2 separate regions of the Mus musculus genome follow, and region 2 is linked to region 1. A link is a loop called in an ENCODE intact Hi-C map of the cell type or tissue named here. Cell type or tissue: left cerebral cortex. All regions are shown on one strand.

What was found. Hi-C counts contacts between places; a loop is a spot of excess contacts. Peaks named below come from ENCODE experiments on the same cell type or tissue, not always from the same donor. Only the 100,000 strongest peaks of a DNase experiment are listed, where the experiment ranks them.
Region 2: a loop joins it to region 1, with 1.9 times the contacts of the local background. A loop is called at or near these places in 3 of 42 quality-filtered maps.

The regions. Positions count from the first base shown.
Region 1 is chr4:32,408,686-32,416,685 of GRCm38, reverse strand. It overlaps a transcript of Bach2 not described here. Among named protein-coding and RNA genes, the nearest start is that of Bach2, 4.7 kb to the left of the region's middle. In left cerebral cortex, CTCF peaks have their summits at 1,423, 3,401 and 7,407; DNase peaks (open chromatin) are centred at 1,545, 2,957 and 3,406.
Region 2 is chr4:32,347,662-32,355,661 of GRCm38, reverse strand. It overlaps a transcript of Bach2 not described here. Among named protein-coding and RNA genes, the nearest start is that of Bach2, 66 kb to the left of the region's middle. In left cerebral cortex, no CTCF peak of the experiment used is centred here; DNase peaks (open chromatin) are centred at 985, 2,641, 3,606 and 4,118; H3K27ac peaks cover 1,065 bases.

The DNA.
Region 1 (8,000 bases):
ACACACTCCACACCCTGAAAGGTGTTGGATTTAAAATTGGATTGTGGACCAGTATTCTTTTGGTACACAAACATAGAGGGTTTTTATTTAATTATTAAATATGAAATTAAATATGAGTTACATAAGAGAGAACATGTCGCAATGTTGCTACAGTTAATGAAAACACACTTTTGAATCCCTGTAGTATTATAATATTTCATAGAAACACTTCAATTGTTTTTCTCAAATGAGGACTTATCAGTTGTTTTCCTTCATTGTCACTGCAAGCGACACACGGAGGGTCACCTGAGTGTCAGGCTGCCTGAGTTTCTGACCATTTCTTGGGTCTCTAGAAAGCTAACAAGCGACCACGTTGGTGATGTGAGCTTCAAGCATGTCCTCACAAGTTTTTCTTTAGGGTTTTTTTTTTGAGATTTTATATATTTTTACTTTATGTGTATGAGTGTTTGCTTGAATGTATAACAATGCACCATGTGCATGCAGCCCTCCTGTATATAGTGCCTGCGTAAGCCAAAAGATGGTGTCAGATCCCCTGAGACTGGAGTTATAGACAGTTGGGAGCCTCCAAGTAGGTGCTGGGAACTGAACCTGGGTACTTTGGATGCAGAACCACGGTTCTTCTTTTGTTCTCTAAAAAATTATTTAAAGATTTTTGGATATTATAACTACATTTCTTCCTTCTTTTTCCTTCCTCCAAAGCCTTCCGCATACCCCTCCAAAATCCTCAAATTCATGGTCTCTTTTTTCACTAAATGCTATTCCATGTGTACATGTGTATGTATATACATACACACATACATACACATCCCTAAATATAACCCATTCTGTCCGTCTAATGGTACCTGTATGTATGCTTTCAGGGATGTCTGTTTGGGACTTGTGCTCCTCCCTGGGGAGGACCATCTCTCCTGCTCCCAGTGTTCCTGGAACGGAACAACTCTATTCTTATCTATAAACTCAACTTCTGAGTCCAGCACACACAATAACATAGCTAAGATATGAGGAGACAGGGTGTGAGCACTTTTGATTTTATTTTGAGAGTGAACTAAAATTCATCTCTTCCAGCAATCTTACATAAAAGTCTGGGTTGTCCCATCACAATGACCAAAAAAAAAAAAAAAAAAAAAAAAAAAAACCCAAAAAACCCAAAAGAACAAAGATGTATCAAGAAGATTATTTGTTCACTGTGACTTCATAATAATTCAGGGAACCTTGTCCTGAATTAGGAGCCTAAGAGGGTAGAGTGGCTTATAAAGGTTTGTCCTTTGTTGCAATCAGGTATATCGTTAATTCGGTGAGGTCACCAAGCTCATAGTTTATACAAATGAAGAGGTGAGGAAGTGATCCTCAGAGAGCAGACTTTGTTTCTCCTAATTGCTTGGGGGACGGAGAGGGAATAAAAAAAAAATCACACAGAGCTGCCACTAGGAACAGGGACATTAGCAGGAGCTCCTCGGATGCTGAAACTGTACAACTAGCATTTGCAAAGCTAATTACAAATCTGGATTCTCTCATTTTAAAAATATACTTCAAAGCCGCCCATGCCGAACCAAAGTCTGTGCAACTGGCAGATTATCAAAGTGTAAAAAAGAAAAAATGCACCACTCGAGCAAAGCCATAACTTCCAACATCGCTAACTCCTGAACTGCAAAATGCCACAGGCCCAAAGCTAGCAATGCCACATGCTTGTATTGCCGTACATTTACAAGAGATTATTGTTCCTAAGTCCGGAGAGACACAGCCCTCTGTGTCACAGTGGCTTCCTTATGTGGGACAGGTGCTCTGCCTCTGAGCCTAACTCTTCACACAGGTTCTTCTTAGGATTAAATGAGGTGGAAAAAATATGTATATGAATATATGTGAATATGTGGGGATTTTGGGGGGATTTTTCAAATTATAAGACATACATTTAAGGTTGAGAAACATCTTGCTTTTTATTAACAATGTTGCCAGGCATTAAGGTTAATAATCCCCATTTTACAGTAGACACAGAAAGAGGTAGCCAATAGATGAGTGAATAAATAAATACCAGACTAAGTGTTGTATTTCTCAGTTGGTCACAAACTAGCTGAGTGACTCTCTTGGGTCATGAGATGATGATGTCTGAGGTCTTGTTGAAGCTGATAGTTCTGTCATTTGGGTCATGGCCATGACAGTGGTATGTGAGCCTACAGAATGACCCTTAGAAAGTGTCCCCTTCTCAAAGTCAAGGCACCATGACACCTAGAGCACCAGCCACCAATCTGGCCTGCAGTGTTGTGACCCTCCAGGTCATTGGCTTCCTCACTTTACGATGACTGAAGAAGGGCCCGAGAACCTTAGGGAAATAGCCTCAGCAGATAGTGAAGAGCTTAGAGCACCGAGCCTCTGTTAACTCTGGTGCTTCATTATTTCACCAACTGGTATAGTCAAACAAATTCATACTGCTGCATGGTGTCTTGCTAGCAATCTGATTGCTATTTGACCACTAGTCTCAAGCAGGTTGGTAAATAGGATTTTTGTGTTAACTATATGCTATAGTCACAAGGGATGCTCTTAAAAATCTTGGGGCCACTAATTTAGGTTTCTATGATAATGGGGACCTCAGCATTCACAGCACAGCACAGCACAGCACAGCAGCCTCAGTGTGGCGACCCAGTACCTAGAGTCTACCTGCTAAGAATGAGCAATTGATTTTAAGTTAAGTCAAATTTAAATAGCTAAACATGGATAGCGGACAACACAACCATAGGACACTGCTCTTTTGGAGGTCTTCCAGGCCCAGTGGCCCACAGGATAGCACATATCACCCCCATTCAGCCAGTAAGCGCTCTGAACTCCTGGCCTCTTAGAAACAACGGTGAATACGGGAGTGCTGGACGCTTCCTGCCTCGACTGCATTTTCTAACAAGATTGATTTCCAAAGACTCCACACACAGAGTGGCTCAGTGGACAGTTCTCAGGAAACAGTGGGTGATGTGCTGTGGTACAGCTACACCAAGCATGACAACACCGCCTTTTCCTTTCTTCATAGTTACTGTTAAGAGAAGCAGGGGGAACTGCAGAAGTAGACGTGTGAGTGGTTTCTATTCATTCATTTCCAAATAAAGTAGTGTACTGCAAATGTGGGAAATTATCTGTCTATAATTCCCTCTTGCGTAATCTTAAATTTACTTAAAAGAAAGAGTCGGCAGGACCTGCATTTTTAAGGTAGGAAGAGTAAATGGTGTTTAATTACATAAAAATGTTCAAGAGGGTCTCCAGCTGTAAACAGCGGGCAAGGGAACATTTGTACCAATTAGCTGCGAAACGATTGGGTTTTCTGGAAAGTTGTATAGGCAAGGCTGATTGCGTTCTTTATCCCCGACAGCTTAACTCCTAGCTGAGCTGGTCTTAGTGGGCTTAAGAGGATGTGATGAGCTACTTCCCCCAGGAGACGGCAGGTGGAGGCATTTTCACCCACACATAGATCTCATACGAGCAGAATCACTTCTTCAAGACAGAGAGGTAGCTCAGGGCTCCTCTCACTCCCAGCACTGATTCTCTGGTGTCTTCCTGAGATTAAATTCCTTCCCTAATTGCTCCTTCCCACCTTCCCAGGATGTGGGGTAACACAAAGGATAGAAAATAAAGTATTCAGAGCATCGGTCCATGTCTGTGCTGAGCCTGAATGCACGCTAACAACCATGCACGGTGGCACCCCTTGGCTGTGGGATTAAAAGTTTCTCCTTCTCTCTCCTTTATCAATGTTATCTCCTGAAGTGGTGGATGCTCTCTACAAATCAGCAACAGTTTTCTCAGCAGAGATGCTGCACAGAGAGGTCAAGGTGAGTTTTCTAGGTTCAGGCTACCACTTCTGTCCAAAACCAGCTTACTGGTTTTTAGGGCTAATACTGAGACGAATCCCCATTTACACAGGGGCATTCCCCACTTCTGGATTGAGTGCCTAGAGAATGGACAGTGATCGGAAAACAAAAAGTTCAATTCCAAAAATAAAAACATTTAGAGATTATTTGCTACTAAGCAAGATCAAGTTCAAATGTTCTGCCAAAATATTAGCTATAGATTTACTGACAGTGGTTCTAAAGTCCTTACTCATACCAAGAAGGACTAAATGTGGACACGATTTTGTGGCCAGAAAAGCTTTAACAAGTAATGGGTTCACTTGGCATTAAATTTTGGAATCTATAAATATGAATTTAAAAATTATCTTTCAGACAGAATTTAGACATCCACTTATGATGTGGATTGGAGATGTTTGGGTTGCAAATCTTGGGGCTCTTGTGTCTTCTACTGCCCTGGGAAAGCAACACAAGGAAATGTGCCCTGTGCTATCACAGAGCAAAAAGGGGGAAGAGATAAAGGCACTTCAATAAGATGGAGAAAGTGAATTAAGATTGAACACACACACAGAGACAGAGAGAGACACATACAACACAGACAACCACCAGCACACACACAGGTGCACACGAACAGGCACATACCCTAGGGAGATGCCATTTACATGTTTCAGGTGCAGGGACCTAGTTGTTCTGTCTGTGGAACTGTAGCTGGAATGCAGTTTCTGGGATACAGTGCTCAGACCATCGGTCCTTCTCTTCCTGAGCCTGAATTCACTCTGTCTAACAACCAAGGACGGTGTTTATGTTCCCAGATATAGCAAAATTCAGATGTTATCTATCCTATCCTAAAAGAGGTTGCAACCTGAACTATTTGTCACCAAGCGATTTGGAAAAAAGAGTTATAAGAAAAGGAGAAGTAACCAAAAACAAATGAGTGAAAACTAGCTAATCTGAACTAATTCCTAGACTTTCATTGACTCTGTAACTAACAGACACCAGTCTGTGGGTACAGCGTCTGTATTACTACCGTGATTTTCCTTTACTGAAAACTTCTATTAGGGACTGAGCTAGGGATTTTCAGTGTTATTAGCCCACTTGGAGGATAAAAGAACCTTGGCTCGGACACTCAAAGTGCCTTACCTAAGGGCACACCGCTGGACAAAGGGACTACCCAGGCTCACCCAAGGAAGCAGCCACCTCTTTCCTACACAACACTGATATTCACTACCAGTCAGAGAGTACGTTCCCCTCCTCAAAAAAATGGTGTTCACTTTTTCTGTGTACTCAGTAAAACAGCAAAGCAAGGTGGCAAAGCAGCAGATGCCATGGCAGTTTGTACACAAGCCGACTGCTTAGTTTGTTAGTGCTCATGCGTTGTGAAGCACATTACAACTTAGAGGTGTGTCCCCCCACTTCCCCTTCTGTTGTAGTTTCTTTTGAAAAAGCAGTATCATCATCTTGTCAGAGTTCCCTCGAGGAGTAACTGTAAGCATATGGTCCATGGTTGCTGAGTATCACAGGGAAAACCCATAATAGCAATCTCATCCTGAAATCCAGCCTCTAGAGAGGATCATCAGCCCTGGCAACGCCCACCCAGAAAACATCCGCAGAGTCGGTTCTCAAATGGCATCGGGGTATTAGTGCCCACGTGACTTCAAGGATACTATATCACACAGCCAGACATCAAGTTCACTGTGGGCTGCAAGCAGGCATACCTCTTAGGGGCTTCTGTCAACTTCATGAAGAATGTTTCTTCTTGGATCTTGGATGGTCATCAACAATGCCTTAACTCTTCCTCCTAGCTTCAGTACTTGGTCAAGTTGTAGAGATCTTTCTGCCTCCTCCTAAGATTTGCAGTCTTCTAAGACCTCTGCTATCTTTCTTCTAGAAGCCAACAGAGATCCTGCACAGTTCTGACCCTTTCTTGAGAGCCACACAGCCTCTCAGTCTCATCTGCAGACTGGCTTGCTTCGTGCCATCCAGGCAACACAGTTGAGCATCCGGATCCCACACTCACAAGTTTCTGAGCTGACCCTGTGGGGCCACACAAGGATGGCAGCTAAAGCAAGGAAAGGCTACAGGAAGTCATGCCGAGAGCCCTTAAAGACAAGTGAGGCGAGCGGCAGGTAAGAGAGGCATGAGGCAGCATGTCAACAGAAGATGCTACCGTGGACCCAACTGCTCCAGCAGAAAAAACCACGAACCATCTTTGCTCCTCACTGCTGGCTAGGCCCTCAGTACAGGCTGTCAGTTCTATCTTCACCTTACATCTCACATCAATCTACCCATCCTCGTCTCTACTTTATTTATCATCTGTGATTTCTCACCTGGCTCATTATTCCTACTGACACAGAAATTGGCCTGTCCTTTTTCTCTTCTTCCCTGGCTGGCAGGGCCCTCAGGATCTCTCTGGGTGAGACTGGCCACTGACAAGATTCTGAACGCTTAGTTCTCCTGCACAGAAATCTTCTCACATAAGATAAGTGGACCGTCGCCACTCTGTATTATCCTATGTTTTTGTCATAATAAAGTATCCAGAGTTTATAATTGGCCATTTTCATCATTTTAGATAAACAGTTTAGTGGTCATTAAGTACATTTCTGGTTGAGCAACCATCACCACTGTCCATCTACTGTAATGGGAATTAATGATCAAGACCAAAAATAAGACTTAAAGCAAGGGCCTGGAGAGAGAGGCACTTTGAGGGCTGTGCCTCATTTTATATAGAATCTCTCCTATAGATCAGGGCCTCCAGGACACACCCTTCATTTGTTTTCCACATTTGACACCAGAGCTGTAGGAACTCTGGTCTCCATATGGAAAAGGACCTTTGGATGCTTTTCTAGGTCATATACTAGTTATAATCACAGACACAAGCATCCCAGCCCTCCCGGTCTCCACTATCAAAGCATGACTGAAGCGGCGTTTCTTGGAAAGACGACTTGTTTACCCAACATGCTGCATCTAGACGGAGCTGGTTTGTCACTCACTTGTTTCTAAGCAGGGTTTCCTTCCGAGTGTTGACAAAGACCATAAAAAATGTCCTTAGCCATTCAGCATTTAATTCAACTCCACAATATATTTTTCTTCCTTCTTGGTTTAATGGCCTCAAACGTACCAACATCCTGCCTTTCCGAATCCTCTAACAAGTCCCATCAAATGCCAGGGCAGAATCAAACTGCCCTGCAGGCAGTGAGATCATGCACTAAGAATTCATTTTTAGTCCAAGACTTGGGAGTGCCAGACCACTTAGTGCAATGTATCACACGGCCAGAAAATTAGCCTGGCACTCTAAATAATGTTTTAACATTTCTCCTATCAAAGGTCCTTTTACAACCTGATGACTCCTTCCTTGGAAAAAAATTAACACACACAAAACTGCTCCATGTGGTAATCAAAGGTTCAAGGACCTTTTCAAGTCTATTAGGGGTCCTCTATGCATCTGTGAACTCCAGATTAAAATCTGTAGAAGAACTAGAGTTCATGTTGTTCCCAGGCCCCAGCACTGGCACTAAGGCCCCGGGCATCTCGGGGTGATTTCCTCTGGTGCTGTTTGCCTCAGCACTGGTTTGGCTTTAGGGACATCGCCACCTGGCTTCTGGTCAATCCTATTGTTAACATGGCTGCACCAAGTTAGCTGACAGTGTTGGGAACACCCGCTCCTCTGGTCAGTCTCTGCTGTGTTGGTCTAGCTGATGTTCTGTAGGCGCTACAGTCATCTTAGATCCAACTTAACTTCCTGTTGTTTTGTTGTTGTTTTTTTGCTGACATTGATTCTTTCCACCACTTACATCACTGAAAAACGTAAACCAAATTAAAAACAAACAACAAACAAACAAACAATAGTAACAACCCTCCCCCCCTTTGAATTTAAGGGTTTTTTGGTCTTTTGTTTTGGTTTTGTTTTATTTTTCGAGACAGGGTTTCTCTGTATAGTCCTGGCTGTCCTGGAACTCACTTTGTAGACCAGGCCTCGAACTCAGAAATCCACTTGTCTCTGCCTCCCGAGTGCTGGGATCAAAGGCGTGCGCCACCACGCCCGGCTCTGAATTTAAGTTTTACATTTTCTGCTCTTAAAAAGAAAAAAAATCATTTAGTCTTTCCTATGTTGCTTCTTGGGAGTATGCCATCTGCTCACTCTGACCACTGAGTGAGGCAATCTTTATTCAGTCCACACTA
Region 2 (8,000 bases), 61 kb after region 1:
GGAGACCTGGATCTTTAAAAATGACAAAGAAAATGATGATAGTCAACATAACAAAAACTGATGTAACGTTCATATTCTCCTAAGCCCCTGAGAAATTCTGTTGCTTCTCCTGAGTACAAGTCACAAGGCAGGAGACACTCTCCTCTGTCCCTACAGCCACCTAAGACGATGCTGATAAACTCAGACTTTAGCAGGATTCTCCAATGCGGATCCCCAGGGAACCATCTCGAGCAAGAGGGGCACAGGAAGACTTTCTCAGCGCCAAAATTCTCTACACAAAGAGCTGAGGCCTTTTCTGTGGCAGATCGTGGATGGACAGATGGACAGACCACAGCAGCCCTCTGTTTCCCTTCTGAGAAGGGTGGGACCAGTGGGTGGGTCTGCGTAGAGAGAACCAGGTAAGGGTGAGGAAGTGAAGTGTATACCCGAATTCCTGTAGTCAGCCTGCTTTGAAGCCTATCCACTAGCTTTAATTTCAATTTAGAGTCAACTGGGCCTCTGAAGGAGTCCACTCATCTTTTCATGATCAACTGGGTGGGCATTTGGTTTTAGAGATTTTGGAGCACAATTTTAAAAGGAAAACTTATAAAATGTTAAATGTCTTTTTGTTGTCCGTGTGTGCACATTTGCATGCATGGGTGCATGTGCAGGCGAGCTTGGATGCATGCAAGCACACACATGCTGAATCCAGAAGCTGATATTAACTGTCCTGTCTATTAATCTGCATCCCTAATAATGAAGCAGGGCCTCTCACTTGAACTTGGAGCTTGAGGACTGGGCTACCCAAGCAAGCCTGGTCACTCCAGGGATCCCTGTCTCTAGGATTAGAGCTGAGTTGCCATGACTGTTGGGTCTGCATGCAGCTGGGGCGCCGCATCCAGCTTTACACCCTCCCGCCAAGTGCCTTGCCCACTGAGACATCTTGTCAGCTCTGTGCATAAACTGAGAAAAGGTGGATATTCATCTTCTTAAAAAAAGGGGGGGGGCAGTGCATATAGCATCCTGTGAAATGCCCACGCCCACAAACGCTTATGTGCTCAGGACGTTCCAGAGATGAAGCTGTACAAGGCTGTACAAGATGGCTCATCTCCTAAAGGGCTGAAAAGAGATGAAGCTGTACAAGATGGCTCATCTCCTAAAGGGCTGAAAAGGGGCTTCAGAGCTTTCTTAAAACGGAAACATTTCCAAGATATACACATAGCTTCCATGTTCTAAGCCTAAAACACATAACACATTTCCTTCTTGAGACAGAACTGAAAATATCAGCTTAGGAGTCAATTAAATATTTAAAGAGATGCATATTTGGTCAGAGATGGAAACACAGATGCTGGGGACTGCAGAGGAAAAGATCTTGCTTGATCTTTATCCTGAAGTTTGTCCTTCCAAAAGCATCCCCAACGTCAACTCCTGTCTTGGGTCATTTGTCTCATCTTACGGAGGTAGAATGGAATTGCAGTACAGGGTGAAGTGTGTGTGTGTGTGTGTGTGTGTGTGTGTGTGTGTGTGTGATGGGGCAGGGTCTCAGGTAGCCGAGGTTGGCCTTGAAAATGACCATTGATAACTCTGTCTTTGTGTGTATCTGTCTGTTTCTTTCTGTACGTGTGTGTGTCTATATCTCTGTATGTATGTCTCCATGTGCATTCATGTGGTGCATAGGTGTGTGTGTGTGGTGAGGTAAGGTGTCAGGAAGTCAAGGTTGGCCATAAAAATGACCTTGGATAAGCCCCTTTCTGTCTTTGTGTGTGTCTGTCTCTCTGTACTTATGTGTGTGTCTGTGTTTGTCTATCTGTATGTATATGTCTGTCTGTGTCTCAGTGTGTGCTCTCTCTGTGTGCATGCACATGAGGTGCATCTGTGTGTGTGTTTGTGTGTGTCTCTCTGTACATATGTGTGTGTGTCTGTGTTTGTCTATCTGTATGTATATGTTTGTCTGTGTCTCAGTGTGTGCTCTCTCTGTGTGCATGCACATGAGGTGCATCTGTGTGTATGTGTGTGTCTCTCTGTGCATATGTGTGTGTATGTATGTGTCTGTGTTTGTCTAATCTCTCTGTTTGTATATGTCTCTGTGTGTATCAGTGTGTGCTCTCTCTGTGTTCATGCACATGAGGTGCATCTCTCTGTGTGTGTGCGTGTGTGTGTGTGTGCGTGTGTGATGGCCAGAGTTTAACAGTGTCATGTGCTGTCTTCACTGCTTGCCCTCTTTAATTTTCTTTTTAGAGACAGGGTTGCTCACTGAGTTAGCCAGACTGACTGGGCAGCAGGCCCCAGGGATCTCTCCCTTTCTCTGACCCTGACACAGGGCTTATAGGCTCATGTTACCATGCTTAGCTTTTAAGGATCTTGGAGACTTGAACTCAGCTCTTAGGCTTACATGGACAGCTAGCAACATGTAATTAAGCTACCTCCCTGGACCCAGACCTTGGCTCTCTGCCTCTCATTACAGGCATGTTCCACTCACACTGAGTTTGTTTGGTAATGGGATCAAATGATGAGCTTTGTCATGCTCAGACAGCACTGTACCACTGAGCTACATCCTTGTTCTCCAGTGCAACCTGTGGAGGAGGGTCCTGTTTAGATAAGCCTGGAATGAGCCAAAAGGAGAAGTTTCCTAGCAACGGCTTTCCTCTTTCCTGTGTGGCCACTCTCAAATGCTGCTCTGAGCAACCGCTAGCTCCTGCTGCAGTTCCTGAACTGGAGGCTCTGCGCACTTCTGGCCAGCACAGACTCAGCCAGCTTTCTCACTGGCCTTGCACTTACTCCGTGGTTGGGAAGGAGGGACATCTTTGGCTGGTTCACAACCCTGAGCACCAATGACTGAATTCCCCAATGCAGTCCTTGGTTTGGCTGAGGTAATCTCAAACACTCTCAAGGGAAAGGAATCAATATAATGTCTTGTAAGGGGCAGCTTGGCATGCACACCCTCCATCTGGATAATACAGGCATTAGAAAGTCCCTGTTCTTTGATCCTGGGAATCGTTTTCCAGGGGTGTAGCCCATGGAACTGCCGGATACTGGCTATCTAAACAAGCAGGCTGTGCGAGGAGTCTGACCAGACCTCCGACGAAAGGGGAAGAGCGGCAAGTCCTTAGAGGGCTGGCTTAAAAATATGGAAGGTCAAGTAAAAGCAAATTGTTTATTACAAAATTTAAATAATATTCTATACGACTTCCATAATATGTGAAGCAAACGGCAAATAATAAATTCAAAACTGTGTGTGGGTGTCCATGGGATGGAACACACATTACAGGTTCCCAAATAACGTGTAAATCTCTTAGAGTACCAGTAAGTACTTAACAGTGCCTGTGTTATAATACAAGTGCTCAATGGTGCTATTTGTTTGTTAGGTCATTTGACCCCAGACAATATAACTATTTATGGACTAATGACTTAGTCACTGTTGGACAAACACTTATACAGTAAAAAGCACTACTTTTATTTCCTTCTTAAATAACCTTGTAAAAACGTATTACGAGATCATCTCTGTATCTCTTAGTATTGCAGAACATCAGGCTGTGGCGTCAGCATAGACCCCACCACCCTCCCTTCCTGTTCTCACTTTAGCATTGAGATGAGGTCATCAAGAGAACGTGGTGCAGTTGAATGCTGATGTAGTAGGACCTGCTTCCGGCTAATACTGGCACAGGGCTCTACAGGCGTGTCCCCCACGATGGACAATGTATGCCGCCAACTCTGGAGCTGCCCTCGGACTTAACACGCTGTCCCAGAGCCCCTCGGCACACGGGTTGGGAAACACAGATAAATAACAAAACGAGTTAACAGTTGCTTTCTCGCAGACTATTGGTTAACTTAAAAAACAACAACAGAAAAGGTTTACAGAATCCTTTCCGAAGAAGCGTCTGTTGGTTTTTACAATTCAAACCCGAGACAGTGACTGGCAGCTTCCCAGAAACCCTTTGTCCTTACAGGAAGGTGGATATTTTGTTCCCCATCAAGTTCGCTCCCTGAAACAAAAATCTCAGGATAGACAGTAAGCAAGGAAACATCTTGGGTAATGCTTTCACTACTAAAAAAGCAAAACCCATAAAAAGCACAGTTCTCATGAATAAACCACCCACAACTCTTCCTGTTCAGAGTCCTGTCTGATCCTTACCCAGGTCAGATCAATGAAGTCACCAGTGCCGCTAACCCAGACATTCACCCTACTTCCTGCGGGGAGCCACTACCATTGTTCAACAATAAACTCTCTGTCCCCCTCCGACGTGCTGTACAGAGCACAGTTGTGCCCTCGTGGGAACTGAGCTATAAATGGCCCTTCGCTATTGGTCTGCAGAGCTGTGGTCGCCAGGTTAACGGTGGTCCTTTAGAAACGGTGCCTGCTGCTTGTCACCCCAGGACTCGCTGCTCCCTTTGTTCTCTGCTGCTTCCTTCTGACCTGTTTGTCAGTTTTTGTACTAAAGGAATGAATAGCCTATTATATCTTCACCAGTTGGGACTTTCAGAACCAATACAGTGAGTTGAGTATAACAGACAATTAGGCCCTTAGGGTATTTAGTGGTTGGTGAATATTTTGTTTGTCTCTGGGTTTGTGGAGGTTGAGGGGTAGAAATGAGTATTTTCCTATTTAATGCTAGCTTTTTAAACTCAAGGAATCTTTAATTTTGTTACCATAAAGTTGGTGTTTTACTGAAATTGATACTTTATTTAATTGGTGTGTGTGTGTGTGTGTGTGTGTGTGTGTGTGTGTGTGTGTTTGTGGGGTGTGGGGGGTGTAGTGTATGTACCTAAAGTCAATATCGGGTATCTTTTCTCAATCTCTTTACACCTTATTTCTGAGACAGGGTCTCTCACTGAACCTGAAGCGTTATCAATTTGGGTAGAGTGGCCTGTGAATGAACTTCAAGGACCTGCCTGTGTCTGCACCCTCGGGGGTAGATTAGACACATACCCACCACTTTTCCATGAGTTCTAGGTCTTCATGCTTGTGTGGCAAACATTTTACCCTCTGAGCCATCTTCTCAGTGTCTTATTGTGTTTTCAGTAGAGATGCCCAGAGATCTATAAAAACACTCACTGTTTCAATCTATTAACTTCTACAAATGGACATATTAATCTCTACTTTAAGTTAGAATTAATTACGGTGTAGTGATACAATGTTTACTTAACAGTTTGGATGCATCTTAATATAAGCAGAGCTCCAATCAGTCTTAGAGCTGTTCTTTAAAATATGAAAAAAATAACTCCCATCTTCCTGTGAGTGTTCGACTGCTCCCAGTTACATTCATCACACTTGCCAGAATTTTTATCTTGTTATCTGTCTATCTCCTTAACTAGGATTAAGCTCAACAAGGGTAGGCATCTGTAATTCATGATTTATCTGTTCCCCAAAACCTAAAGATAAAGAACTCCATCAGCATTTCTTGAAAAGCAAGTGAATGGGTGGGAGCTTTATTCTTAACGATTTTAGTTATATGCTACTTTTCTTTTAACTTTTGTATTTGGGTGTTTTGCCTGGATGTACGTCTGTATGACTGGCGGTCGGAAGAAGGCATTGGATCCCCCTGGGGTTAGAGTTATAAATACTTGTGAGTTGCCATGCAGGTGCTGGGAATCAGGTTCTGGTCCTCTGCAAGGACAAGTGTTCCTAACTCCTGGGCCAGCTCTCCAGCCCTTATAGATTTTTTTATAACACTGCTTCAGTGGATCAAAAACGAACACAAAGTCCTCTAAAAGTAAATATTAATAGTTATGAAAACCACTTTAAATGCCAGAAACCAATACTGTATCATATTTTAGAACTTTTCAGACTTGGGGACATCTGTGTGATCTTGGACATTTAACCATCCCTAATTGTAGAAATCCCAGACCCAAAATTCTCTAAAACTCGAAAATTTCTTAGTGGCCATACTGAAGCATCTCAGAGTTTTGATTTCTAGTCAAGGATGTGCTAGCTGTCCTTAAGTGAGAATCAGTCTCCTGTGCCATTAAGGCAATGTCACGGAACTAAAAAATAACCATGAAAAAGATCTAAGTCAGCCATTATCATTTCCCATTTGGATAGTTCAGCTCTGAAATCAGGAGGACTTCTACTGTCAGGATGTGGTATACGCACAAAGGGCCCTGAAAGACACCAGCGTGAGCTGGAGGCAAGGGATGGTTCAACTCTAAGATAATAACAACTGTCAGAAGGGACAAGAAAGCTAGAACACAGGGTTCAGTTAACCCTGAAGCAGGAGGCAGGAGCTAATGGCTATTGGGGGTGTGTTAGATAATCAACAAGGAGGTTGTGCTTTCAAAGAATGCTTAATGTCTACACGCAGGATACAAGCGCCAAAGCCAATAACTCTGAAGAGGAATCTACAGTGGGTAAGAAAAAATTTCCCCTGGACCATAAGCAAAGGCAAGCAATGGAAGGGGGAGGGGAGGGGGAAATTACCCTTAGAAAATTCCAGCTCATACTCACTCTACTTGAAATAAAAAATTATATATATAACTATGTATAAATATATATATATAACTATATGTATGTATATATAACTATATGTATCTATATCTATATCTATCTATCTATCTATCTATCTATCTATCTATCTATCTATCTATCTATATGTATATAACAATAGGAAGCTGAGGAGCATCTGGAAGAAGCAAATGGAATACATCTTCAGAATAATGAATTTTATCCAAGTTTCAAAGTGTTTTCATTCACAGAGATCCCAGAAATTCAGTTCACAATTAAAAAAAAAAACAACAAAACAAAGCAAAGCAGAATTCACACACCATACAAGAATCTAGGCCTACCCTGAATTAGAATGAGGCAGAGCAAACTGTAGACTCGGCTTCTCAGAGGCTGCAGGCATCAGACAGACTCAGTGCAGAGTGAAAAACACACAGGTTCAGAGAAAGAAAAGACTTCAAAAAAATTTTTTTAAAAACCACCAAATTATGATTAGTCATATTTTTAAAAAGCAAAATAAATCAAGGAAAAAATAGCAATTAATAAGAGGCTCAATGAGTGAGTTTGATACCAAATCAGATGCAGTTGAAGTAGAGCTGGTGGTATAGAAAGTATACACAAACCTGCAAGCAAACAGAGAAGAGACACACCATGAGAGAGAGAGAGGGAGGCTGGAGACAGAGAGCCAGCATGAGAGGTGATCTCTCCTCTAAGTTTCCAGACTCTCTAAATCTGGGAAGCCAAGTGGATACTAAATAAAAGAGGTCCTCACCAGACTACATAGCTGACTACTACTTAAGATGTCACTAGCCAGGGAAAAAGGCAGAGTAGCTAGCTACCAGTGATGGATGATGGGCTAATGGCTGATTTCCTGGAAGATGAGAAATCCTGGGGAAATGTCTTTTAAAAACTGGGAGCAAATTATACTTTCTGCCTGTATGGCTGGCAAAGCTAACTTTCATAACCAAAAGCAAATAGAAATGTATTTGGGAGCAAACAAAGATAAATTAAGGAAATCTAAATCAAAAAGCATTGTTATCCAAGAAACTTCTACAGGATGCACAGCCAAGAGCAACGAACTGCAATAAGGCAGAAACGGTGAGCCAATGTATGTCTAACCCCAGACAGCCACAAACTGTGCAGCGGAGTGATGAGCAATGCCTAAAGATAAGACAAATTAAAAATGATATAACCATGGCAATGGTTGTAAGCAATTATATAACCACTAGAGCAAAAGCAAGTGACCACAATTAAGAAAGTTTAAGATCCCTGAACTGTTGTGGAGAAAAAGTGGAGCTGATCCACATAGTGTGAGACTGTAAGTGAGACAGGATGCCAGCGGACCTAGGGCAAGTACTGAAAGATGGTTTCACGATAAAACACAGACTTATGAAAATAAAACCAAGTAAAACCCCATCCAACCTAAACGAAGCAGGAAAGAAACAGAGAACCCAAAGGAAATCAAGACAGAAGGCAAAAGGAAGGGAGAGCCAGCGGGGAGGCTCAAGTGTTGCCAAGGAGGACAACCCAGCAACAGAAACAAAGTATACTTTTGGTTAAAATTTAAAAACAAACTATCTGTTCA